Linked DNA regions of Homo sapiens: regions 2, 3, 4 and 5 are each linked to region 1. The links are chromatin loops, found by intact Hi-C in ENCODE. Cell type or tissue: endothelial cell of umbilical vein. All regions are shown on one strand. Region 1 has its middle 28 kb from the start of WDFY4. Region 2 overlaps ARHGAP22 (Rho GTPase activating protein 22). Region 3 overlaps ARHGAP22 (Rho GTPase activating protein 22). Region 4 overlaps ARHGAP22 (Rho GTPase activating protein 22). Region 5 overlaps FRMPD2 (FERM and PDZ domain containing 2).

Region 1 (5,000 bases):
CACAAAGAAAGAGCCTATCTTCCAGTGTCTCTCTCAGAAGTGCTGGGAAGCTGCCCCTCCCTACTCTCCCAAACATCTCTTCTTGCCTCATGGCCTTGGTTGGTCCACTCACCCATCCCTGAACCACCCAAACCAATGCAATGTGCTGATTGGCTAAAGCCAACCTGGTCTCATCCCAGGAATAGGGTGGCTTGGCTTCGTAAAAGCCACCTCAGCTGGTATGGAAAAGAGGTGGTTGCTAGAGTGGATGCCAGGCACTGCAACCAAGGTTGGGGAGAAGGGGTTCAAAATACAGTGCCCACAGTGAGGTTGCCCTAAGGATAAGATACATGAGACTGCCCCGCTGGTGTGGTGTGTGTGTTTAAGTGTGTGCTGTATGAGAGGAGAGAGAGGGAGAGAGAGACAGAGGGAGAGGGGGAATGTTAGTTCCTCTCCTTGGACATGCTGATTACTTTCTTTCTTTCTTTCTTTCTTTCTTTCTTTCTTTCTTTCTTTCTTTCTTTCTTCCTTCCTTCCTTCCTCTCTCTTTTCTTTCTCTTTCTTTCCTTCTTTCTTTCTTTCTCTTTCTTTTCTCTCCTCCCTTCCTCCCTTTCTCCCTTTCTCTCTGTTTCTCTCTCTCTTTCTTTCTCTCTTTCTCCTTCCTTCCTTCCTTCCATCCTTCCTCCCTTCCTCTCTCTCTTTCTTTCTCTTTCTTTCTTTCTTTCTTTCATTCTTTCTTTCTTTCTTTCTTTCTCCTTCCTTCCCTCCTTCTCTTCTCTTCTCTTCTCTTCTCTTCTCTTCTCTTCTCTTCTCTTTCCTCTTGGCCAGCTCGGTGACTCAATCTCCTTCCTGTCTCAGGCCCCTCCCACGAACTGGCCCGTGTGTGCCCGGGGAAGGTCCCTTCTCCTCACTGACCTCCACCCACACCATGGAGAGTGGATGTGTGTGTGTGTGTGGGGGGGGGGGGGGGCGGGGGACGCTGCATCAGGAGACCTCTGGTTAGGGAATTTTTATCAGGAACCACCTCTGTGACCTTTACCAACCTCAGCCTATAGTGGGGACAAGGTCCTACAGCGTGGGCCTCTCCTTTGGAAGGCTTTGGGACAGAGTTCTGCCCACCAGCTGGAGGACAGTGACCTCAGGGGGAGAAGGGACAGGAGACTGCTCTCCAGTCCCTCACCCCAGCCCTCGCCTTTCCCTCACCCACCTTTCTTTGCAGCAAGTTCAAAGGCAGGTCATACACCAGCTAAGCGGGCACAGCTGGGCACAGTTCCCGGGGCCTGCCGGGCAGCGCTGGGAAGGGCGGCAGAGAGCGCGGACTGGACGCTCGTCTTGGAATGACTCAGCCAGGAGCAGCCGCCAGCAGCATGGGCCACGCAGCAAACGGGCGCGCCGTGGGAGCTGGAGAGGCCAGGTCTTCTGGAACCAGGCCAGTGCACCCTGCCCGGGCGTCACCCCACCACGGACATTCACAATGACAGTCAGCACTTCTCAGCACACTGTGGATCACACGCATTAGCCTGGCACCTGGCAGCGCCCCGAGGTGGGCATCACGGTGGGATTGGGAGGCACTCCAGTCACAGGGTTCACCAGGGCCGAGGTGGCGACGAAAACCCGTCCCTCGGGCGTGGCAGTGGCCTGGCCACGTGCGCCCCAGGGCTTGCACCCGCATCTCCCGCCGGTGGTAAGCGGGGCCTCCAGCAGAGCGGGCGGGGCTGCTCACCTGGAACCAGGGCCAGCCGTCTCCTCCCCTGCCTCGGCCGCCCGGGGCCTGCCTGGGGCTCCTTCCTCGCCGCCCGGCGGCAGCTCTTGAGCTCCCGGCCCGCTCCTTTAGCCCCGCAGGCTCCCTGGCCGTGACCCTGTCCCCGGCCTCCGTGTGATGAGCAGGCGAGCAGGGCCGGGGGGATGCAGCCTGGGCCCCGCATCCTCAGGCAGGACGGAGCTCCCGGCTGCTCGGCGCCTCTGGGGGGGGGGGGGCGGGGGGGGGGGATGCGGCGCAGCGGGCGGTCCCAGCGAGTCAGAAGGGTGCAGCAGCCGGGTCGGGGATGGCCGGGCGAGGCTGACCCCTGCCGGGCAGCGCGGGTGGCGCCACGGGCGGAGGCGACTTCCTGGGCCCTGGTGCACGGCGCCCCCTGGCGGGCCTCGGGGAGGCGGCCTCCTGCGTGCCCGGACCGCTCGCTGCGCCTTCCCGCCTGGCTTCCGGTTACCCAACCTCATCTCGCCCGAGCCTCATCTGTAGCTCACCGTCCTGTGCGCCCTGTGCTGTTGGCAGGGCGTGTGGGATTTAGAGGGTTTTCTATACTGAGTCTTCCTCGGAGCAGGTGAATTCTGCATAGCTGGCCCAGTTCTGTGTCTTAAGTATGGGGAGAGAGTGGGGGCTGGAGAAATCACTAGCAGGGGAGGAGCCCTGAGGTTGCCGAGGGGGATCGGAGCTACTTCCCAAGGCGCCTACACCGCCCGTAGACTGGGAAACTACGGTCACAAAGGGTCAGCGCATTCCCCAAGGTCCCAGAGCCACACGCAGCATGGCTGGCATTTGAAAGTCAAAGCAGAGGAAGCAGGCAGGTGGCTCTTGTTGAACTGGCTTCCAGAGTCTGTGTTGGGCAGAGAGATCCTTCCCCGAGAGTGGAGTGGCCTCGTGCTCACCTGGGTTCAGCGTCAAGGTTCACCTGGAATCACCTGCACTCTTGTCCTTGACCAAGGCAGGGTGGTTAGCCATGGGCTGATAGCCTTGGAGAGCCTGATTCAGCCTTTGGGTAGAGCTGGGTCAGTCCAGCCTCAGGGCCATCACTCACCCGAAGCATTGTGGTAACCTGCCTGCCCCTGGAGACCCCGGGTGTGGGGCAGGGTGACCGTGGTGGAGAGTGGGAGCTGGCAGAGGTAAGGAGGCACACGTCTGCCACAGCACCAGAGCTCAGGGCGCCTGAGAAGCAAGGTCATAGCGTCCTGTTCTTGGACCCCGTCAGTCTCCACAGCTATAGGGGGCTCCATTGAAAAGAGTGTGCCAGACCTTCTCTGTCTGTGCCCTGGTGAGGGCTCACTCACTCTCCAGGCTTGCTGGGGGAGGAGGCACGAACTTCGGTGGAAAGAACAGAACTCAGGAGCCAGAGAATGGAGTTTGACTCCTGCCTCGGACACTTCTTAGCCGGGTCTCTAGGGGGCTCAGAGAGCCTGAGCCCCCTTCCTCATGTATAAAGTGAGGATAGTAATACTGCTGAATCCCTGGGTCTGTTAGAGAATGAAGCGAGGAAAGTCAGGCAGAGCACTTAACTAAGTGCCCAGCTCGCATTAAGTACACCATGCTCATGCCCATGGCCAGGATGGTGTGTTCCAGCTGCAACCTTTAGCAGGGGCCCTGGAAGTGCTTGTGTCTTCTGCTTCGTCCATCATTAGCAGCAGCAGAAGGTAGGGCAGTGTTTGCTTCTCAAACCAGGTTTCTCACACATTGAAAGATATTCTGCATTTAAATTTACATGATAAATTAAAATATAAGCCATTGGGATGAACACCTTATAATCAAATACTCCCAGGTGACCTAGTGCCTGAGTTTACCTGAGTGTTTAAAATCAAGTTGGCGACAAGGAACAGCGAACACGACTGCCTTTAATATTTAGTTAGACCCTGGTGGGGTGAGGCTCCCAGGAGTGGCTTCCCTTTGGGCCCTTCCTCTGTCCTCCCAGGTGGCTGAGGGGGACCTACAACCCTAGTCAGCAGTTGGGAATCCGTCCTCATCAGTGAGCTACCTGGCTTCCATGAAACTAGGGTCGTGTCTAGGGATCTAGTGTTTTGGAAGCTCCTGGAAATGAGGTTGGCCAAGAGGGTCTTCTGGAAATCTCCGCTCACTGAGCCATCATCCTACGCCAGTGGTCAAATTCTGCCAGAACCACACTGCAGATCATGTTTAATTAGAGTTCTTAGGGTACTTTTGTTTTTACGTAGCGACGTTGTTTGTTTTTTTCTAGTTGTTATAAGCATTGCAGGGCTATCTGTTGTTTCACGTGCTTAAATATTTAAGCCAGTCAATGCCGGAACCTAGGGATCGTTTCCACCTTCTTTTTGAAAAGGGTCACATTACTGGAAGAAGAAACCTGGAGCTGATTCACAAAAGTAGAGTAATCCTGTCTGCAGTTGAGAGTTGAAGCCACGAGGTGGCGCCCTCAGCACACTACTTGAGCTGTTGGGTTTTCCAGCGGCAATGACCAGCACGGGGACAGAGGATGTCCTGAAGAGGGGCTCTGTCCGCTTCAGGACGTCCAGGGGAGTCACCTGTGTAACACTCACAGGAAATACATGCTTCTGTGGGTACACAGCTGGGAACAGGGTGAGGCAAGTGAGTTATCTTGGGTGCAAATTTTAAGGGGCAATGAGCGCCCCTCTCCCCTCACCCTGGTCCCGGCCCTGGGCCACCGGACTGGGACATGTCTGTGAGGACCAGAGTTGGGGAGCGGCTCCCTGACACCCCAGGAGAGAGGGTGATGCTTTGACCTCAGCCCTGGTCAGGTGGGGCCTACACCACGGGGACGCTAAAGCCCCTATTCTGATCCAGAGGCTGTGGCCGGAATAAACGGATGTACTTTCTGGGAGGGGATTAAGGGGATGGACGAGGTGCTGCCCCATCCCTATTCCCACTATGAATTGGAGCCACAGGGACATGGAGGGTGTGGAGCTGAGCCGAGTGCGTCCCTGGAGTGCCCTTTCCTGTCTGCACTCGGGCTGGGCCAGCCTCCTGTGGCTCCTGCACATGGCAGCCCCCCTCAGCTGGAGGAGCCACAGTGGAGCAGGCGTGGAGTCCGTGGCACCATGGCAGGGGGTCTCTGTCCAGGGCCTGGGTACTCGGTGACACTGGGAGAGAATGCAGCCTGCAGCGTGGCCTCGGAAACTGGAATAAGAGAGCTGACCTATGAAGGAGGCACGGGAAGCTGGGTGCAGAGATGACCGAGAAACTGGCAAACATTTTGGTAAACCAGAGCACCATGCTGCGTGAGTGAGGAGTAACCAAGGTGGAAGTGTTAAGGATGAGG
Region 2 (5,000 bases), 150 kb before region 1:
TGGTGACAGGCACCCAGGCTCAGTGCCTATCTGGATCTGAGACTCAGCAGAACTTGCTCATAAGTTGGGGGTGAGCTGAGAGAGGGGGTGGGAAGAGTCCCGGTAGTGATGAATTGAGAGGAAATTTGAGAGCATGGGGTTCAAGCACCTGGGTGTGAGTGGAGCCTAGGCAGGCAGAGGGGCCCAAGCAAGCAATGGGGAGAGGGGGTGCCCCAAGTCCCACCACACCCTGCTTTCTCTGTCTCCAGAAACTACATTTTATTATTACTATTATTTTTTAAGACAAAGTCTCGCTCTATTGCCCAGGCTGGCATGCAGTGGCACAATCTCGGCTCACTCCAACCTCCGCCTTCTGGATTCAAGCGATTCTCCTGCCTCAGCTTCCTGAGTAGCTGGGATTACAGGTGGCTGTCACCACGCCCAGCTAATTTTTGTATTTTTTAATAGAGATGAGGTTTCACCATATTGGCCAGGCTGGTCTCGAACTCCTGATTTAGGTGATCTGCCCGCCTTGGGAAACTGTACACTTTAGACTAAATATAATAAATAAATAAAAATCAGTCTGTAATTGTAAGCATCAAACAAAATATGCTGGTGGCATCGCCCCACTCCCATCCCACTCCCCTAATCCATCCCCACCATGAGACCACGTCCAGCAGCTCCAAAAATACAGATGCAGGAGTCCCGTGCGCCTGACTCTGCTCTCCTGGCTGTCCTGCCAGGCTGTCTGCTCTCCTGCCACCGAGCCCCATCCCCAATTCTGCATCACAAAACCTCCCAGAGCCAGGCTGGAGGTGGCTCCAGAACTCCTCCTTGTGGTTGGGGCAGGACCTGGCTGGCCATTCCCAGTTCCTTCCTGGAAACCTAGGATGGGTGGATGGGGATCCCCTGGGAGGATTTTTGCCTCCCTAGAGGTGTGTTCAGACGGCTTCTCCTGGCTGGGATGGAGAGAGGGGTAGGCCAGGAGGGCTGCCTGGTGGAGGCATGCTGGAGATGTAGCCAAGGCCTGTAAGGAGCCTGTAAGGGCTGGTTGGAGAAGCTGCAGCCCAAGGGAAAGTGGCTTGACAAATGGCAGAGGCTGCCAGGGCCTGTGGCTCTCCACACCCGTGTTCTACCGGCCCAATACTCCGTATCCCAGTTCTGCCCCCTCTCTGGCTAGTCACGCAGACATTTGTTGAACCACAAAATCTATAGGCATGTGAGAAACTTCCCTAATTTGATTTGGCCACCACGTATCTCTCACCGACGCTCCTTCCCTCTTCACGAGGAGTTCCTGTAAGGTCAGGCAGCAGTGGGCCCTCCTCGGCAGCTGGGTGGGACCTCAGGGCCTCAGCAAATGTCCTTCCCACTCTTTTTCACTCAAGTTCTTTAGGTTCTTATAAAAACAACATATAGTCAGGCACCGCTTAGTGACAGGGATACGTTCTGAGAAATATGTCATTAAGCAATTTTGCCATTGTGCAAACCCCACAGAGTGTGCTCACACAAACCTAGACAGTACAGGTACTGCACACCCAAGCTCTATGGTACAGCCCATTGCTCCTACAGTACAAACCTGCACAGCATGAGACTGTGTGGAATACTGCAGGCAATAATAACACGGTGGGAAGTATTCATGTATCTAAACATAGAGAAAAGGTACCATGAAAATACAATACTATAATAGGATCACTGTCACATATGCAATCTATTGACTTAAACGTCATGATGTGGCACATGACTGTACTATTTTCATAAGCTGCCTCCTTCCTGGAGGCCAGGTATAAGCATCCAGACACGTAAGAAGTACCCTTGCTAGTGCTAGGATAGAAGTTTCACAGGTTCACTGTCATCCAGCACCATTCCCTAGCACAACACCAGGAGGCAGCCATTCACATGGTAGTCTAAGTGCATGCGCCCCCACCAAGGCAGCCACTCTCACTGTAGTCTAAATCAATGGTGCCCTCTGGAGGCAACATGGTAGCTTATGTGAATGGTGCCCCTAGAGTTATGTGACACGAGGGCCTAGATGTTCTCGCATTCAAGCCTGTAGACAACCTTCAGGAAGGTCTTATTTTTCCATTTTCTGCAGAAGGAAACTGCTCAAGCAAGAAGGCCAGAGCTAGGATTTTATGCTTTGTCTGCTAGACTCTTAGTTCAGCGCTATTCCCCTTGGCAAAGCTCACAGGGCTGGGGAGCAAAACCTGAACTCCTCCAGCCTCTCAGGGCCTCCCACGCCCCCCACCAGTACCCCAGCAAGATAGGGTTCAGCACTAATTTTGGAAAACACGCTAAAAAATGACCTTGTTCCCAAGCACCATCATCATCTTAGCCATCCACATGTGAACTTGCAGAGCCAGAAAAGCTGCCAGACCCAGGGTGACTCCTGTCCCTTCCATACACAGAGCATCACAGTAACACCTGGTTTATCTAGAAATCACCCATCTGTCAACCTCATCCATCTAGAGTCCAAGGACACGCAAAACAATGATTGGGAAAGGCCAAACAGGTGAAGGTCCCCTATGAGCCAAACGACTGACCTTCGAGGGCCTTACTTGGGGCTTGCTGACTCTTACTTTGCATACATTTCTAGCAAGTGCAGTTCACTGCTTTATGATATGCGTAAATTAGAACAGGCAGTTAAAAAAGGATTGGGAGAGCTGACAGAGGCAGCCATGCTGACATCAGGAGGTGATGGCTGACAGCAAGAGAAGAAACAGGAAATGCCAGGACTCAGAAAGGTTAGCCTTTTGGGGAAAGGGTGAGCAACATCAACATAAAAGTCAACCGTGCAGGCACACAGAGTGAAAAGTGAAAAGTCAGTCTCCCTCCTGCCCCACACCTCTGTGTGCTGGGTCCTCTCCCACAAAGTGGCACCTGTGAGCAGTTTCATGTGTCCTCATGGGACAGTCTCCACCCATGTATCCATGTGCTGAGGACACCAGGACAACAAGCAGTCAATCCCGAATTTGCTCACAACCTCAAGTGGGGGCGGCCACAGGCTAAAGAAATCACAAAACCTCCCATTTACTTTGTAATTCGCTTAAGGATAGGAAGCCACCAGTAACAGCCCCCACTCAGCCAGACACAGTAATTACACCGTGAGCAACTGAGGCTCGGAAATACTGGGGGGTGGGGGTGGGGTGGGGGTGGGGGTGGGGGGGGATCTGAACATAGAAATGCCAAGTCCCTTGCCTGAAGCCCTGTAGCTGCTGAGTCATGTGGACCTGCTTGTCTTGGAGGCACCTGCTTCTCGGGCCATCCCTGCCTTCCACTGGGATGGTCAGACTCCAAGTGTCAGGGCTCAAAGGCTGGGGTGGCCACTCTCCTTACTGAGGCGGGTTTTGTTCATTACATGGTAATGCTTTGAGAATCCCAAAACCACCTGTGGGACTTCAGCCTCTGGCCCAGCTTTCACCCCAGGCATATTTGGACTCCCAGGCAGAACTTCCCCATCAAAGGTCACTTTTCCTGCTGCAGTTGGGTATAACAGCCTCACCACTGCTCAGGTAGCGGCCATGTGTGCCTCATGACCAGCTGTTACTGGGGACATGTTGGGGACCTGCTGACGACAAGTGGCTATACTTTTAGAAAACTCAAAACTCCACTTCAGTGCGGCTGGCATGGCTGCCCAGCAAGGGCTGCTGTGTCCTGGCTGCCTAAGCCTTTCCCACCCGGGAGGGGGTCCCATCAGCCACTCCCAGATCCACTGTGAGGCCCACTGCAGGCCCTTGTCTTCAGGCATGGGCCAGGACCAGCAAAGTCACCTCCTTTTGGAGCCATGTCTGGCTGCCTATGCAACTCATGGGTAGGGATCCATGGGAAAAGACAAAAAAATGGGAAGTCATCAAACCCTTTGAACAGATGGGCCCACTGCCAGGAGCTCTAGCCACACCCGCATCCTGCAGGGCCAGGGAAGGCCAAAGCAGGCTGCCCAGCCAGGCAGCTGTGTGAGGAAGGGCCTGAGGGTAAATTGTATGGGAGGCACTGCCCAGGGCAGGGTACATTCACATAGCAAAGGCTCTGACAGGTCCAGAAGCTGGGAAAGCCCTGAAACTGCTCCACTTATCCCAGGTACCACAAAATGCATTGCTAACTAACAGTGACACCAATCAACATGCCAGAAGCAAGCGTTCCTAAGGATGCCTTGTGGGTACCACTGGGGCAGGGGAGAGAGATGCAGTTGGTGAGGATACCACTGTTATCTAATGGGAAACAGAGGTCTGCCCACAGGGGAAGGCAGAGAATGCCCGCGGCTCTGAAACTGAATGCTAAAGGCTTTATTCTCCTGGGTTCCCCCTGTTATTCTTTGCTCATTGTCAGTCCACCCAACTGTAGCTGAGCAGGCTCTGGGCTGAAGTCTGACGTCAGAGCTGGGGGTGTGGGGACAGCCATGAGAAGGGCAGTGGTCTCACCTGCAGAGTGCAGCATGCCATCCTGCACTCAGCTGGCGAGCCTGGCGCAGGATGTGCTCCTGGCCAGCGTGGGGGACCAGAGTCTCTGCTGGACCCCATGGGGCATCGCTCAGGAGCACCCAGGACAGGGAGGACACCAACATCCCCAGTCAGTGGAGCAGAGGGGACACCTCCAGCAGAGGCCAGAACAGGATGCCAGGCACAGCGGAGCTTTGTTCTGATGTCTACCATCGATGGCTGTGCAGACGCTCCATGAATGACACTGTTGTGGTATTTTAAGAAGATTCTACAAATAGCACTAACTTGGAATGGGCCTCAGAGCCAGGCTCATGAATGCTCAAGTCGAAGGCGGGCCAGCCTGGGAGCTCCAGCCAGGACAATGGGGCCTCACAGCAGAGGCAGGGCAGGATGCTGGGTGACCCTGGCCTCTTCCGGGGCTCCACAGCCTCATTTCCCCCAGACTCGCTGGGCCCTCCCCGCACAGCCCCATCCTCCCCACTATCAGTGCCTTCCCAGAAGGTTATTGGAAAGGAGAGGCTCTCTGAATAAAGGGAGGGGGCCGTGACATCCTTTCAGTGCCTGCTACTCCGGATTTCCAGGGACTTC
Region 3 (5,000 bases), 210 kb before region 1:
TGCAGTGACGTGATCTCCGCTCACTGCAAACTCCGCCTCCCAGGTTCATGCCATTCTCCTGCCTCAGCCTCCCAAGTAGCTGGGACTACAGGTGCCCGCCACCACACCCGGCTAATTTTTTTGTATTTTTAGTAGAGACAGGGTTTCACCATGTTAGCCAGGATGGTCTCAATCTCCTGACCTCGTGATCCACCCACCTCAGCCTCCCAAAGTGCTGGGATTACAGGCGTGAGCCACCGCGCCCGGCCAGGCACATGTGTTTTTATGAGACAGGGTCCTGGAAAGGTTGGGGTCTACTGGGTCCTGCGGGTCCAGGTGAGTTTTGTCAAGATGGAGAATTTAGGTCACCTCGGACAAGTGTCAATCTGGCTGAGCCATGCCTCTTACTGTTACTTGACAGCATCCTGTGTTCTCATCTTCTCTTGATGCCTCACACTGGGATCCCCTGGATGGAAGAGCCTGTCCTACTGGAGATAATGCCTGGCAAGTAGGTGTTCCATAAATGGTGGGCTGGGTAAGCTAATGACTAGAGCGTATCCTTTACACCATTTCTGTCCTCTGAAAATGCAACATTCATGGCCCTCAAAGTGTGACATGAGTACACTGCATGCAGCGCTGTGATATTATAGTGATGTGAGCATGGGCTCCGGTGCCAAATACCCACATAGCATCCTGCCCTCACTGGCTGCCTCACTCCCTGCAAGTGCCTCAACTCTGGGGCTGTGCTTTGTCATCTGTCCTGTGGGAAGCCTAATGTCACCTGGCAGTGTTGCTGGGAGGATTTGGCGTGTGCATGCAGGGCAGGGGGTGGCAAGTGCTCGGTGAGTGCTGGCTGCCGCCATCATCCTGACTGGTACCAGGCTCGGCTCAGCACCCTGGTGTACAGGTTCGTCAAGTCAAGCATCTGTCTCTCATGTCTCCTGGCATGGCAGCTATGTCTCTAGGCAAACATACCCAGAAGAGTTTGATGTGAACCAAGTGCTGTTGTTTCCCTCGATTTGATGTGTCACAAGGAAAAGATATTCTAGAACCTGAAGCCCACCCCCACCCACCACCAGTGTGCAGCTGAACCAATGAACCCACGTGCTGACCCCGAGGCTCCCCATCCCCATGGCCACTGCCACAGCCACCACCAGGCCTGGGCCCAGAAAAGTGCTCTACTCCTCAGTCCCTTGTCTCCTTTTACCACAGACCCTGCCCCTTGTCTCCTTTTACCACAGTGGACAGACATTTATCAAAAGCTCACTGAAAGAAGGGAAAGAGGAAATAATTATAGAAAAACACGTCTCTACCAGGCATTTTGGGCCAGCTGCTGCTGGTTTACTAAACTGGTGAGCTTTTTAACCAGCTGTGGCCTGAGTGCAGGGGCTTGGGATTTATGAAACCATTGGGTTAAGACCCAATGCCCAGATAGCATAGAGATTTAGCTGTCTTGGAGTGGGGTCATCAAGCCAGCTTGTCACATGCGGCAGGGGCAGGATGCGCATCTGGGCAGGCGGGCTCTGGAGTCTTTGCTTGGAAACTGCTGTGTTCTGCTTGAGAAGCTTTATGGGAATAAAAACGTCTCCTGCACAAAAGCTGGGGGATGCTATGTAAGGTAATCATGTTTGGCATTTTTCAGGACTTCTCAAAGACCGCTGTGCATTCCTATGAACCTGCCTGCAGCTCTCTCCCTGTCATTTGGGTCATTCGCAGCAGTGTACAGACATGCTCAAGAGTTCCCATCTTTCAAAAGCTTTCTCTTTCCCCTTCCATTATCAAAATGGAAGTCAATTCATGTGAGTTAATGTAAAGCTCTCAAATGCTTTCCTATTTCCCTTAGAATAAAAATAACCTCTCACCATGGGCGATAGGCCCTCAGAGTATCTGGCCCCTGCTAGGCTTTTCATGACCCCATCCTACCCTACCCCACTTCTTCACAGACTGCAACACATTGTGAGACCCCTGTGCTCAAGTGTTGCGGGGCTTGCTTTGGGAGACAGAAGTAGTAGCAATGTGGCTGGTAGAAAAGGATGGCAATCCTGGTGCAAGTGGGGGTTCTTGGTGGAGGCAGGAGTAAGGAGACACAGCAGCAGTGTGTGGCAATGTCACAGCTGCTTAGCTAGGAACTCAAGACACCCGTGAGAGAATTACTTAGGATACTGGGAGGGCTCTGCAGGGGCCTGGGGTTCTGCATCAAAAGGAGAAGGAGAGAGTCCGGGAAATGTTGTTACTGACTCCATTTTTACCCACAGACCAGGGAAACATGGATATATGGGTTCCATTCCGAAATTCCTTCAGGAATAAGATTCATTCCTGGTCCATCACTCAAAAGCCAATTAAGACAAGGAATCTTCCTTTTCTTTCTATTTCTGTTTCTCACACACACATACCCATAAAATTGTATTTTAACTTTAAAGAACATGTGCATTCATTTGTTATTCTTTTAACATAAGACAACTCTTTGTTTTTTTAGTGAGACATTCACAATTTCCAGTATTTCTTTAAAGTCAAACACAAGTTTTACGACACTGTTGAAGTATTCTGAGAGCAGAATCCCAGATTCTTCCCATTTCTCGCTATTGCATGTTTCACTCATCCATGCTTAATTTGACAATATTTTTTAGCAACGTGCCTCTACTGAGTCTGTCTAAAGCATTCTAGGGTTTCGATGAATCAATTCCCTACCTTTTCATGTTCATAATTCATGTAATTCATGAGTCTACTTCATATTAAATGATGTAATTACAATAACAAGTACAATGGGAATCTGTCAGTTTGGGACCAGGTTCAGCAAATGTAACTCAATTGAGAGAAGTGGGTAGTGGTGGGGATACTAGAGCCCCCGCGACAGGTCAGCCTCTGTCACTCAGTGTGCCTGACAGTCAAGTCAGATGTTTTACAGATAAGATGCCCAGTGCTGGTTACACAGAGATTGGAGAACAGAACTGAATAATCATGCCAATTCATTTTGAGATAAGAATGCCATTTGCAGATCCTACTTAGCCAACAGGTGGCAGATGTGGCTCAGGCATTCATGAGCTCCTATCCCTACTGGGGACTCAGCAGGAGCCTAAGCCTTTGCCAGGATTAATGGTTGAGACAGACAGACAAGCTTCCTTTCATCATGGGAAACCCATTTCAGTCTCCTCTGCTCCTTTGATAGCCTGGTGGCATTTTCTCTCCAGGTCAAAAATCAGCAGAATTCCATAGCTGTGGCGAGAAAACTCAACAGGGTCATCAGGACGCACTGCTGTTCCCACCCAATTTCTCCAAGCCTCCGTTTCTCCTCTGAATATGGATAATAGGGCCAATTTTCTACTTCACTGCATTGCTGTGAGGACTCAAAGTCACCTCCTATTCTCTTCTCTCTCCTTGAGTAGAGGGGAGGGTAGCATCTCAACACCAGGGAAAAATCCCATCACCCAGACGGCTGGCTCGCGTGTCAGTGGCCGAGCAAAGACAGACGCCACTCTCCCCAGCCCCTCCTGAGCTCCGGCATCCAGACCTTGATGCTGCTGAGGGCCCTGAGCAGGTGCCCGCCTCCTGGTGGACGAGCCCCTGGTAGCTGCCTGGAGACAATGGGTAGCTGGCCACACTGTGGGAGCTGCCCTGCCTGCCTCACCCTGCGGGCCTGCCTTCCTGGCAGGAAGCCAGCATTTCCTGGGAGCACTGAGCCCCTGGCATTTAAAGCATCAGATGTGGGCAACATTTATACCTGACTCTAGATGGAGCTCGTTGGGCCTGAGTGACATTTCTAGAGGCTGTGGTCAGAAACTGGGCGCTCTGGTGACCACTGCTCCCTGAACAAACCCCTGCAGGTTACTGCTCAGGGGCAGCAAGGGGCCAGCCACACATCAGGACACCGTGAGGGGAGCAGGTGAAGACAGTGGTCTGACACTGCTGGTCCCAGAGGCGCTGCTGTGCTGCCTCCTGAAGCACAGTCCAGGAGCTCCAGCTGGGCCTGGCCTGGGTGCCCTGTGGGTGGGAAAGGCTTTCTGGAGGGATTTGCCCTAATGGAGCCTTCAAGTCTGTGGATAAGCCAGAGTAGGGGGGTGAACAGCAGGGAAGCGGGGGCTGGAAGGGAGCTGGGCAGGCGCCCAGAGTGAGGCATAGGCACCTGGAGTACGGTGAACAGACGTTTCCCATGGCCTTGGCTCAGCCCTCCTGTAGAGTGGCCACACTTGCCCACACCTCGCCCAAGCACAGCATCTGTGCTGGGTGCCCACTCAGGCTCTGGCCCTGGAGCAGAGCTAGGGCCATGGTGGAAAGCCCAGGGGACCTCCCAAGACAGAAACTAGCTGCAGAGGTCCAGATGGCTACGGGGCGGGGGGGAGTAAAGAAAGGCATCCCACCTGGAACATGCAGACGAGACAGCTGAAAGCACAAGGCTGTTGCCCCTTGGGGGGCTTCACGTCCCACTTCACAATGCCTGTGCTATTCCACCCAGGGGCATACCTCAGGGGGCTCCTAGCCCTTGGAGAAACAGGAGTGGTCCTGTATTGTGTCCTGTATTGCGAGGCATGAAAAATGAGCCAGGTAACAAGGCACCATGCTTTGTGAGCACATTTAATAAAGAAAGCTGACTGTTCCCGGTGGCTGCCTGGATCCTGGGCGCCCTCCATTTCTGTGGCCATGAAGGATATTTCCTGGGTAAGGGCTAAGCGCTACTCTTGGTACCGTCCCCTTCTGACCCTCACCAGGAACTGCATGGTTGGAGCAGCATCTGATCCCACCTGGAGTGTGTGGGGTCCCAAAAGTCCCCACAGTCCCCACAGAGGTATCAGGATCTCTCTCTCTCCAGCTGGCTCCAGAGCGCCTGGCTGCTCCAGAGATACAGACGCTTCTAACTCCATACAAGGCTGGAGACCAGCAGACGTGGTACAGAAGTGAGCTCTGCCATTCCTTTTACTTTGGGGCCCTGGCACCTTTTGCCCCAACAGTCAAGCTTCCTAGGGTCGAAAAAAACTCCTCCATTTCCCTCTGCAACAGCTGGTTCCTCCTCTCCGCATCCTCCCGCG
Region 4 (5,000 bases), 130 kb before region 1:
CGGGCGAGAATGAATGGTCCCTCTCCCGGCAGTTAAGCCGCAGGGGCGGCGCAGGGCGCGCGCCGGGCTCGCGGTGCAGAGACCTGCGAGCGGGTCTGGGCGCCGGGGGTTCCTCCGTCCCGGCCGTGGACTTGGCGGACCTGCAGCCGGCGCCGCGGCCAGCCCCGGGCCCTGGAGGGCGGACCCTCCCCTCCGCTCTACCCACTCCCGCCCAGGGGCCGGACCCCACCCCCACTCCCACATGGGGACCGAGGAGCCCCAGGATGCGCCCCCGCGCCCCGAGTGAAGGGGAGCCTCCCCTTCCAAAGTTAGGAGACTCAGAGGAGCAGCAGCCGCACCTGAGCCCTTTCCAAAGCTGAGGCAGGTGCGGGCGGCCCTGGACACCCCGTGGCGAGTCCCCGAGGCGGGGCTGGCAGCCTCTGGCGGCGGCCGCAGGGAGCGGGGCGCACGTGCGCGCCGGAGTTACCTTTGGGCGCTCGCAGGTGTCCCCTCCAGTCCTTGCAGCAGCACAGCCCCATGGCAGCCGCCCGCGGCCCCGCCGCTCGGCTCCTCTCCCCGCCTGCCGCCTGCGCCCCGGGGCGGCGCGGCCGAGGTCCGGCCCACGGGCAGTGCCCAGCTGGGCGCAGGGTGCGCGGGACCGCCGGCCCGCGGCTCCCGGGCCCTCACACTCCACCGCGGCCCCGCGCAGCGGGCATGCCGGCCTCCGGGCAGACCCTGCTAATCAATAGGAGAACGCGCAGATCGCGACCGCCGCGCCACTGCCCGCTTTTATCTCCGCGCGCCGGGGCGGCCCCGCGCTGCTCCCTGCCCTCGCCGGCGCCCTCCCCACGGCCCGTTACTCTCCCGGGGTGCCGGGCCGCGCGCTCTCCCAGGAGCCGCCAGGGGGCGCCACGGAGCCGGGGCTGCCTCCGCCTCCCTGGGAGCCAAGCAGGGGTGGGGGGCCACACCGGCCTGGCCTCCCCGCGCAGAATGGGAAGAAGGGGCGCCCTCGCTGTGCAAGGGAGACGCCCCCAACCCCACCAGCATCCTCTGGGCAGTCATCTCAAGGGTGACTTTGTCGGGGGTGTTCAGGACCACCGAGCTCTCAGTTTCCCAGCTCACCTGTACTGTGCAGTAGTAGGAAGAGGGAGTGTTTGCCCAGGCTACCCTCAAACCTGGCGGGCTACTTATGAGCTGTGTGACTTTGGATAAGTCATCTCCCCTCTGAGACTGTTTCCTCACCTGAAAAGTGAGGAAAATGATACCGGTTCAGATGCTACTTAGCACAAATTAAGAATTAAGTTATTCAAACTCTCTCTGTGCCCAGTTTCCCCACCTATAAAACAGAGAAGATAACAGAAACTGCTTCACCGGATGGTTGTGTCAATTAAATGAGTTGATATATACAAGGACTTAGAACCCAAGTGGCCTGTAGGTAAGTGTTTTGCAAGTGTGAGCTATCATCATCATCAAGTCTTGGAGAGGATTTGGGCACTTTTTCATGAGAGTGTGTTCGGTGCAATCACCTTGGAAGGTAACATGGAAGCTGCTTTATTAAAACTAAAAATGCTGCTGCCTTGGGAGCAAGCTCATTTCTTAGTATGCACCCCATGGAAATGTGTCCCCACATGCCCAGGAAAGTCTATGGAAGGCTATTCATGGCAGCCTTGCTTGTGATTGCAAAAAGTTGGAACCACCAAAATGTTCATCAGTAAAAGAATCATCGGCCGGGCATGGTGGCTCGTGCTTGCAATCCCAGTACTTTAGGAGGCCAAAGTAGGTGGATCACTTGAGCCCAGGAGTTTGAGACCTGCCTGGGCAACATGGCAAAACCCCTTCTCTACTAAAAATACAAAAATTAGCCATGCATGGTAGCGCACACCTGTAATTGCAGCTACTTGGGAGGCTGAGGCATGATAATCACTTGAACTCGGGAGACAGAGGTTGCAGTGAGCCGAGATTCGGCCACTGCACTCCAGCCTGGGTGACAGAGCGAGATTCTGTCTCAAAACAAACAAACAAATGAAAGAATTATCAAGTACACTGGAATTTTCATAAGATGGTATATGATATAAAAGGAGAGTGCTATGGCTGAATGTTTGAGATTTACGGATTCATGGCACTTATGTAAGACACATACCCATACTCACAAAATATTACTATAGTGTTCACTCTGTACCATGCTCTGTTCTAGGCCCTTGGGCTTAGAAAAATATATGGGAGGAAAACAGGAAACCAAGAGTGGTTCCCTTTGGGGAGATGGTGGAAGAAGAATGGAGTAAAGTGGGTGTCAAGAGACTTTGGCTTTTTTATAATGGCCTCATTCTGTAAAAGGAAAGCATAATCAGGTATTATTGTGTAATTAAAGTAAATAATCAATTTACTTTGATTGAGATAATTATATTTTTAGGTGTTTGGCACAGAGTAGGCTTCTTCATGTAAGGTTCTTTGTCACCCCCCAGTTCCTAGGATCTGTTCCTAACCCTGAAGCAGGGCTGTGGTCCAGCTCTGATGGCCTTGACTTGACTGGAATTTTCTCCCTCCCTCCCTACCACAATTCCATTTGGGGAGAACAGAGGTGGTCTCAGAGGAGAATCTCAGCAAGGGCAGGCTGGAAAGCAGAGGCTGCCCAAGGCACGGAGCAGAAGAGTTAAATAAATGTGGGGGCAGGAAAGAATGACTTAGAGCAGGGAAGAGGTTTTCCCAGGAGTTAAGTCTTCATTCAAAGGAGAGATTAACAAGAGCAGGGCAGATTTCTGCCTCCCTCCCTCTCCTTTAACTCCTCAGAAAGACCAGGGTGAGGCTTCGGGGAGAGAGAAGGGTTTTCCTGCGTTAGATCCGGAAAGAAAGATGTTTTCACTTCATGACACATAGGTGGGGGTTACAAAGAGAGAGTAACTGAGAAAAAACAGAGAGACCTGACTTCTGGTTGCTGCCAAGTCATTTTAAACAGTTTTAGCACCAGGCAAGATCACTTAGTCACAGCGGGCTTAATGAGGCCCCAGGAATTCCAAGCTAGAGCTCCCTGCATTCAGGGAGAGCATCTGCGGGGAGTGAGCCCCTCGGGTGATTGTCCAACGGCCAAGTCCTACATTTGGAAAGCAAGATTTAAAAGAAAACATCACAGCGGCCATTGTGGGCCGCTTGTTTATCTTTCTGAGAGGAAGTAGCAAAGCAGGATCGTTTCAAATGAGCCTATTATAAAGGGTCAACGTCCCCATTGAACCGTTTAAATATATTTTGGGATACTCGACTTTTCAAAGCGGCTTTAAATATCAACTCCCAAGGCAGTTCAGCAGACAAATAGGAAGGCAGGGGCTTCTTGTTTTATTGCCTTTGGTTTCACACACTTTAATTCCTAATTACACATTGTCTTTTTATAGTTTTTTAGTTGTGTGTCCTTCCTCAAGGGGGAAGGAAAATAACATTCACTATGTGTTTCCCACCATGTGCCAGGCAACTCACAAAGGTTATCTCAGTTAACCACAGGACAACCGCATGAAGCAGATGCCATGAGATTCAATTTACAAAGGAAGAAACTAATGTTCAGAAAGGTGAAGAGACTTGCCCAAGACCAATGAGGTAGTAAGTGGCAGAGCCAAGATGGATGGGTGGATGAATGGATGGGTGCATGGATGGATGGATGGGCAGATGGATGGGTAAATGGATGGATGGATGGGTGGAAGGATGGATGGATGGAGTAATGGATGTTTGGATGGAGGTGTAGGTAGGTGAATAGATGGATGGATGGGTGGATGGTTGGTTGAATGGAGGTGTGGATGGGTGAATACATGAATGGATGGGTGGATGGATCGTTGATTGGATGTAGGTGTGGATAGATGAATAGATGAATGGATGGGTGGATGGATGGTTGCATGGAGGTGTGGATAGGTGAATAGATGGATGGATGGGTGGATGGATGGTTGGTTGGATGGAGGTGTGGATAGGTCAACAGAATGATGGATGGGTGGAGGGATGGTTGAATGGATGTGTTCCATAGGTGAACAGAAGGAAGGATGATGGATGGTTTAATGGTTAAATAAACAGAAGAATGGGTAGTTTTCCCTAGTTAGGCCTAAAGTCATGGGCTGCGACTGGCAAAGCACCCACTTAGCATAGAATTTGTCTGAAAAATCAAATTTTCTGAACATAGCTCTGCCACCCAAATTGATGATGACCCCAAACTAACTAGAATTTAGCCAAAACATCAGGATCACATATGCTGCAAGGCTCTAGCTGTGCTCAAGCCGCCTTGCTCCAGAAGAAGGGCCAGAGGTGGGAGCCTCTAGGACATGTTTCCCAGCAGGAAGGCCAGCCTCCAGCCCACCACCAGGCACAGGGCAGAAGAGATAGAACCAGGGGGTGGATATCCAGTGGGCACAATGGGCTCTGGGAGGAGGCTGGACACCAGCTTTGAGGACAAAGTTTCTATGGGATAGAGGCTGCCCCATTCATCCAGAGCTCTACTTCCTGCCACTTTACTCCATTTCTCTGGGAGACCCACAGTTGGGTGGTGAGAATGTCAAGCTGTTTCTAGGGGGTGCTGCTGCTGCTGGGATCCTGAAGCCTGTGCAGCCTGAGCCCCTGGTCCCAGATATGCCCCAGGTCATTCAAGGATTTTCTTAGGAGACTCAGGACCTGCCCTCCATAGTTCCAATGCAGGAGTCTGGATTGCTCCTCCCCAGAATATCCAAGGCACCCTCACAGCACTATCTCAGGTGTGAGCTCAGCCCTGGGTAGCTCAGAGGAAGGGAATAAATGGGAATGTACCATCTTAGCCACAAGCATAGCTTAGGGAGCCTATAATGATCATTCTTTCCTTCACTCATGTACAAATGATGACTGAACACAGCTCAATGCCTGACACAAGGCCCAATGTGGGGCGGGGGATAGGAGGTTGCCCCGGGAGCTGTAGGGGACAGAAAGCCAGTCTGCCGAGGGTGGTAAAGAAAACTCTGCAGAGGAGAATGCTTTGAGGTGGGACCTGAGCTGCAAGGAGGGGTCCAGCACCTTAGGGGACA
Region 5 (5,000 bases), 440 kb before region 1:
CTCTTCTCACCAAGGAGGTCTTAGCTTTGGCATCATTGCTGCACATGAAGGTGTTCAAGGAGTAGCCCCCTGGAAAAGGGGAGACTGGATACCCCCAGCCCACCTTCATCAAGTCTGTTCTTTGGGAGACTGAGGCTGCATCCCCCCAGGAGAGGGTGGCAGGTGGAATCACTCACTGCTTGATGGTGAGTTCCCTGAACACAGACTCTGGGGCAGGTAAAAGTCTGCAGAAGTCCATGCAGGAGTGATCTTGAGGTCCACTATACAGAATGAGGAATGCAGGATCAGGCAGAGGGAGAAGCTGACCCTGCCTTTGTATTCCCAGATCAACATGTCCTGGTCTCAGGAAGCCTTTCCCAGCCTAACCCTGGGCAAGCCATTTCCCTCCAGTTGAGGGCAGTTACTCATGAGGAAGGCAAGTGGGAGCTGGGAGAATCTGGCCTCACTGGGGCTGGGGGTGAATGAGTTGGCCTGAGTGGGGTATCTGAAGAGAAGAGCACAGTGTCCACTACCTCCCACACTCCTGATGTAGCATGTCCCCATGTGGCCATGGACCAAGAATCCTCAGGTTGGTGCTGGCCCATGCTGGTTTTGAGCTCAGCTCCACCACAAACAGAGAGATATTGTTCAGCAGGCTAGTGCATAAAAAAGCATTTAGAATGCTCTTAGCATGGCCAAATTCCAGAACACTGGCAACACCATGCTGGTGAGGATGTGGAACAACAGGAACTCTCAGTCGTTGCTGGTGGGATTGCAAAATGGTACAGCCATTTTAGAATACAGTTTGGTTGTTTTTCATAAAACTAAACATATGCTTACCATATGATTGAGCAATTTGCTCCTTGGTAATTACCAAAAGGAGTTGAGAACTTATGTCCACACAAAAACCTGCACACAGATGTTTATAACAGCCTTATTCATAATTGCCAAAACTTGGAAGCAAATGATGTCCCTCAGTGGGTGAATGGATAAATAAACTGTTACATCCAGACAATGAAATATTGTCCAGTGCTAAAAAAAAAATGAGCTGTCAAGCCTTGAAAAGACATGGAAGAGTCTGAAATGCATATTACTAGGTGAAAGAAGTAGGTCTGTAAAGGCTACTTACTGTATGATCATAACTATATGATATTCTGGAAAATGCAAAACTATGGAAGTATAAAAAGATCAGGAGTTTGGAGGCAGGGAGAAATAAATAAGTGGAGCACAGAGGATTTTTAGGGCCATGAAATTACTCTGTAAGATACTTGAAAGTTGGTTATACAAATTGAGTAATTCTTGTCATATCCAACTAAATCAGAGACCGGGAGCCAGGAAGAAAATGAACTCGGGGCACATAGCACCTGCTCCAAGAATTAAATTTTTCCATAAGCCCAACTACTGAAAGGACTTGCTGTAACCCTAAGACCAGTTTTACCTAGTAGCTGCCGAAAAGATCTGCTGGGACTCTAAGACTTGTTTTACCTCCCACTGTCACTTACCAATCAGTTTTCAGTTCCCAAAAGCTTCTCAAGTGCTGATGAGTTTTCTTTCAAAACTATAACATTTTTATTCCTAATAAAAATCCCAACGTTCTCTCTGTTCGTGAGACACACCAAAGACCACCCAGTCTGTGAGTATACCCCAAACTGCAATTCTTGCTTCCCAAATAAATTGTTTTAAATTTAGAGATTCATCTCCATATTCTATTTGACTTCAACAATAGCATAATGGTAGATACATGTCTTTATACATTTGTCAAAACCCATAGAATGTACAACATCAAGAGTAAACCTCAGTGTAAACTATGAGCTCTCAGTGGTAATGGTGTGTCAATGTAGGTTCATTGATTGTAACAAATGTACATTCTGGTGCAGGATTTTTATGGTGTCTGTAGGAGAAGGCTGTGCATGTAGAGGGGCAAGGGATATATGAAAAATCCCTGTATTTTCAATTCAAATTTACTGTGAATCTAAAAATTCTCCAAACATTAAAGTCTATTAAAACTTTTTTTAAGTGTTTAGGATCTTTGATCCAGGATCCTTCTGGTAGGAATATATCCAAGAGAAAAGTCCATATGGGACTGAAAAAGCTCTGCGGTCAAGTACACTTATTTTTATGGCATTTATAAAACAGAAAAATCAGACGCAATTTAAATGATAATAATAGTAGTTATCACTTACATGGTGCTACTGGGTGAATACCCCACAATACAAGAATGAAGAAGTGAAGGAAGACTGGGAAGGCATGGCAGGCTGCCAATCCAGAGGATCACTAGGAAGGCCACCGGAGGACATGTACCATTGAGTGAGAAAGAATGCAAATTGAATGTGGTGAAGTTCACAACTGTGTAAAAACCCCCGCATGTGATCAAGGCAGGGAGAGAATGCACCCAGAGGAAAGTTATTCTGCTGTGATGATGTGATTAAGGAGATTTATTTTTATACTAAATTGTCTTTGTCTCCCTTTTTAAAATGCAAATGTAATCATGTTGCTTCCCTGTTTAAAATTCTTCAGGGGCTCCCAATCTTTCACAACAGTGGTTTCCAAATTATTTTTTTTCAGCACCAGAACCATTTATCAAACAAAACATAAGCCCCTTAGGAGGCCACACTAAGTCTTCCCAGATATAACAGGTGGCCCCCACCCAGCTTCACAGCCACCGAGGCTCAGGCAGCGGACAGGCCAGACTTCTCCTCTTGCCCATTCAGTGACACAGAGAGGGGCTCTCCTCTCTGAGGCCTCACTCAATGACCTTTGAAGTGTCCATTGCAGCACCTGGCATATAGCAAAGCAATGTGAAGTGAGCCCTGGTTGCGCTCTTTCTAGCTTACCTAACCTCACAGAGTCACAACTTTCTCAATGGCAAATGTAAATAGCACCGGCTTTTCCGGGTTGATTTAAGAATTCAATGGTGCCAAGCCCAGAGCAGGCCTCCCATAAATTAAGACTAAGTGGTTGTATAAATGAATGGGTTTGTGTAAACCTGTTGGCCTTTACATACGTGAGAAAGGAAAAAGGTCTGCCTTTGGGGGCCACATGGGGGCAGCAGAGAGCACCTCAGAAATGTCCTCAGGGCACTAGACAGGTTAAGGCTTGGCAGGATCTGGGGATGGGGAAGCAGAAGGAGAATGAGATGACACTAAGCCAGAAGCAGGGTGAGATCAGTCAGAAACTGGACGGGCACAGGAAAGCACCATAATGGAGTGTTGGTGCTGGTCCATTTTATGTGTCAACTTGACTGGGCCATGGGGTGCCCAGATATTTGGTCAAATATTCTGGGTGTGACTGTGAGGGTGTTTTTGGACATGACTGACAGTTAAATCCATAGACTGAGTAAAGCAGATGGCCCTCCCTAAAGTGAATGTACCTCATTCAATCTGTTGAAGGACTGAATTAAACAAAAAGACTGACCCTCCTGTAGAGAAGCAGCTCCTCTCTGCCTGACTCTCTTCATGCCAGTTCTTCTCTTGCCTTTGGATTCAGGCTTGGACTGGAACTGCACCATTGGCCCTCCCGGGTTTACAGCCTGCTAACTACACAGCTTGAGGCTTCTCAGCCTACATAACCACATGAGCCAATGCCTTCTAATACATCTCTAGATAGACAGACAGAAAGACATATAGATGACAGATAGATAATAGACAGATACATAGGCAGATGATAGATACATAGATGATGGATAGATAGATAGATAGATAGATAGATAGATAGATAGATGATAAATAGATGGATATCTTATCAGTTCTGTTTCTCTAGAGAACCTAGACTATTATAGGCTCATAGAGACAGGTCTGGGCCCCTGGAACCCTGGGGCAAGAGACTCTGCTGGACTGACTCCAGGTCTGAGTAAGAGACTATTACTCAAACTCCCACCTGCCTCCAGTGGATCTGGCCTGCTGTCCCCAACAACTCTAAGTGCTAGAGTTAAACTCAGGTTTGACATCCTGTATCTGAATCTACAGACTGAAGGTTAGCAGTTGTGTCATTTTATATCAGAGCACTATAATGCTGGAGGAGGTAGAAGGAAAGCTTGCAAGCAGCAGTTGTCACATGCTAGATACCACACATGAATTGCCATCTTTCACCCTTACAGCAGTTTTGCAAGAGATTGATGATTATTTTCCATTTTGCAGATGAAAAAGCCAAGGCTCAGAGAGAAAACATGCCAAGGCCATATAGCTACTGAACCAGAGGCCACAGCAAGAATGTCAACTGATTCACTGGGACACTCCTGGCTTAGAGCACCCTCCTCCCAGGACTTCCCAATGTAGCACCACCCGAAGCTGGCCTAGGCATGAAAAGGGCCCCAGGCCTGGGTACTGAGGGCAGGAAGGAGTTCAAGGGTAAGCAGTGACAGGGATTGTCAAAAGGGCAGGGAGGAGGTTAAGAGGGCCAGGCCAGCTCTGAGACACTGCCTCCCTGGGGCAGTGTCAGGGGCAGAAAGTGAAGTTCCAGTATCCATGGACCAGGGTAGTCCCAGGAGAGGGGACAGAGGGGAATTGAACTATACAGTCCCCTGACAAGCCAGCTGCTGATGTTCTGATGGATTACTGTTATCTGTAGTGTCTTCCAGTCCGGGAGTTTCAACTCCATTCATTCACAGCTCTTGAACAAACTCCCTGCGCTTCAAGTACTGCTTTGGTGCTGGATAAATGGCTACACCAAACAGACAAAAACACCCTTACCCTCAGGTGTTTTCTATGCTAATGACCAATAAAATGAATTCATCATCCCACATGATGACAAATGCTGTGAACAAAAACCCAGCAGGGTGAGGGAATACACAGGGACTTTGAAGACCCCAGGACACAGCAGCGCCTTCTGAAGCTGTACCGGGAGGAAAGCAAGACAATGTTGGGAGAGTCTGAGAAGTGTTTTCAAACCGCAGTCTGTAACCAATTGGTGAGCTATGAATCAATTTAGGGGCCCATAATCAGCATTTTTAAAACGAATGAGAATATAATAGGAGATATCAATGTGCATTGCATATAGAAAGGATGCTCCTTATTTCCTGAGGT

The links. A loop is a pair of places that touch in the nucleus more often than their neighbours do. Peaks named below come from ENCODE experiments on the same cell type or tissue, not always from the same donor. Only the 100,000 strongest peaks of a DNase experiment are listed, where the experiment ranks them.
Region 2: a loop joins it to region 1, with 13 times the contacts of the local background. A loop is called at or near these places in 2 of 110 quality-filtered maps.
Region 3: a loop joins it to region 1, with 16 times the contacts of the local background. A loop is called at or near these places in 15 of 110 quality-filtered maps.
Region 4: it touches region 1 in a loop (9-fold over the local background); 4 of 110 quality-filtered maps call a loop at or near these places.
Region 5: a loop joins it to region 1, with 15 times the contacts of the local background. A loop is called at or near these places in 3 of 110 quality-filtered maps.

What each region holds. Positions count from the first base shown.
Region 1 is chr10:48,654,323-48,659,322 of GRCh38, forward strand. It overlaps a transcript of ARHGAP22 not described here. Among named protein-coding and RNA genes, the nearest start is that of WDFY4, 28 kb to the right of the region's middle. RefSeq lists a silencer at 1,644-2,233 and an enhancer at 2,484-2,553. In endothelial cell of umbilical vein, CTCF peaks have their summits at 2,099 (motif pointing left) and 4,113 (motif pointing right); DNase peaks (open chromatin) are centred at 869, 1,269, 2,109 and 4,139; H3K4me3 peaks cover 1,472 bases; H3K27ac peaks cover 994 bases.
Region 2 is chr10:48,504,793-48,509,792 of GRCh38, forward strand. The region is part of intron 3 of ARHGAP22 (Rho GTPase activating protein 22); the gene reads right to left. Among named protein-coding and RNA genes, the nearest start is that of ARHGAP22-IT1, 4.3 kb to the right of the region's middle. RefSeq lists an enhancer at 3,178-4,163. In endothelial cell of umbilical vein, a CTCF peak has its summit at 1,938 (motif pointing left); a DNase peak (open chromatin) is centred at 1,919.
Region 3 is chr10:48,441,504-48,446,503 of GRCh38, forward strand. It overlaps ARHGAP22 (Rho GTPase activating protein 22), which reads right to left. Exons shown (of 10, transcript NM_021226.4): 10 at 4,533-5,000. The coding sequence ends at 4,888. Among named protein-coding and RNA genes, the nearest start is that of ARHGAP22-IT1, 68 kb to the right of the region's middle. RefSeq lists a silencer at 2,823-3,117 and an enhancer at 3,665-4,566. In endothelial cell of umbilical vein, a CTCF peak has its summit at 2,983 (motif pointing right); a DNase peak (open chromatin) is centred at 2,998.
Region 4 is chr10:48,523,587-48,528,586 of GRCh38, forward strand. The region is part of intron 3 of ARHGAP22 (Rho GTPase activating protein 22); the gene reads right to left. Among named protein-coding and RNA genes, the nearest start is that of ARHGAP22-IT1, 14 kb to the left of the region's middle. RefSeq lists a silencer at 810-889. In endothelial cell of umbilical vein, a CTCF peak has its summit at 901 (motif pointing right); a DNase peak (open chromatin) is centred at 2,875; H3K4me3 peaks cover 1,097 bases; H3K27ac peaks cover 1,236 bases.
Region 5 is chr10:48,212,631-48,217,630 of GRCh38, forward strand. The region is part of intron 12 of FRMPD2 (FERM and PDZ domain containing 2); the gene reads right to left. Among named protein-coding and RNA genes, the nearest start is that of FRMPD2, 60 kb to the right of the region's middle. In endothelial cell of umbilical vein, a CTCF peak has its summit at 3,016 (motif pointing right); a DNase peak (open chromatin) is centred at 3,031; H3K27me3 peaks cover 327 bases.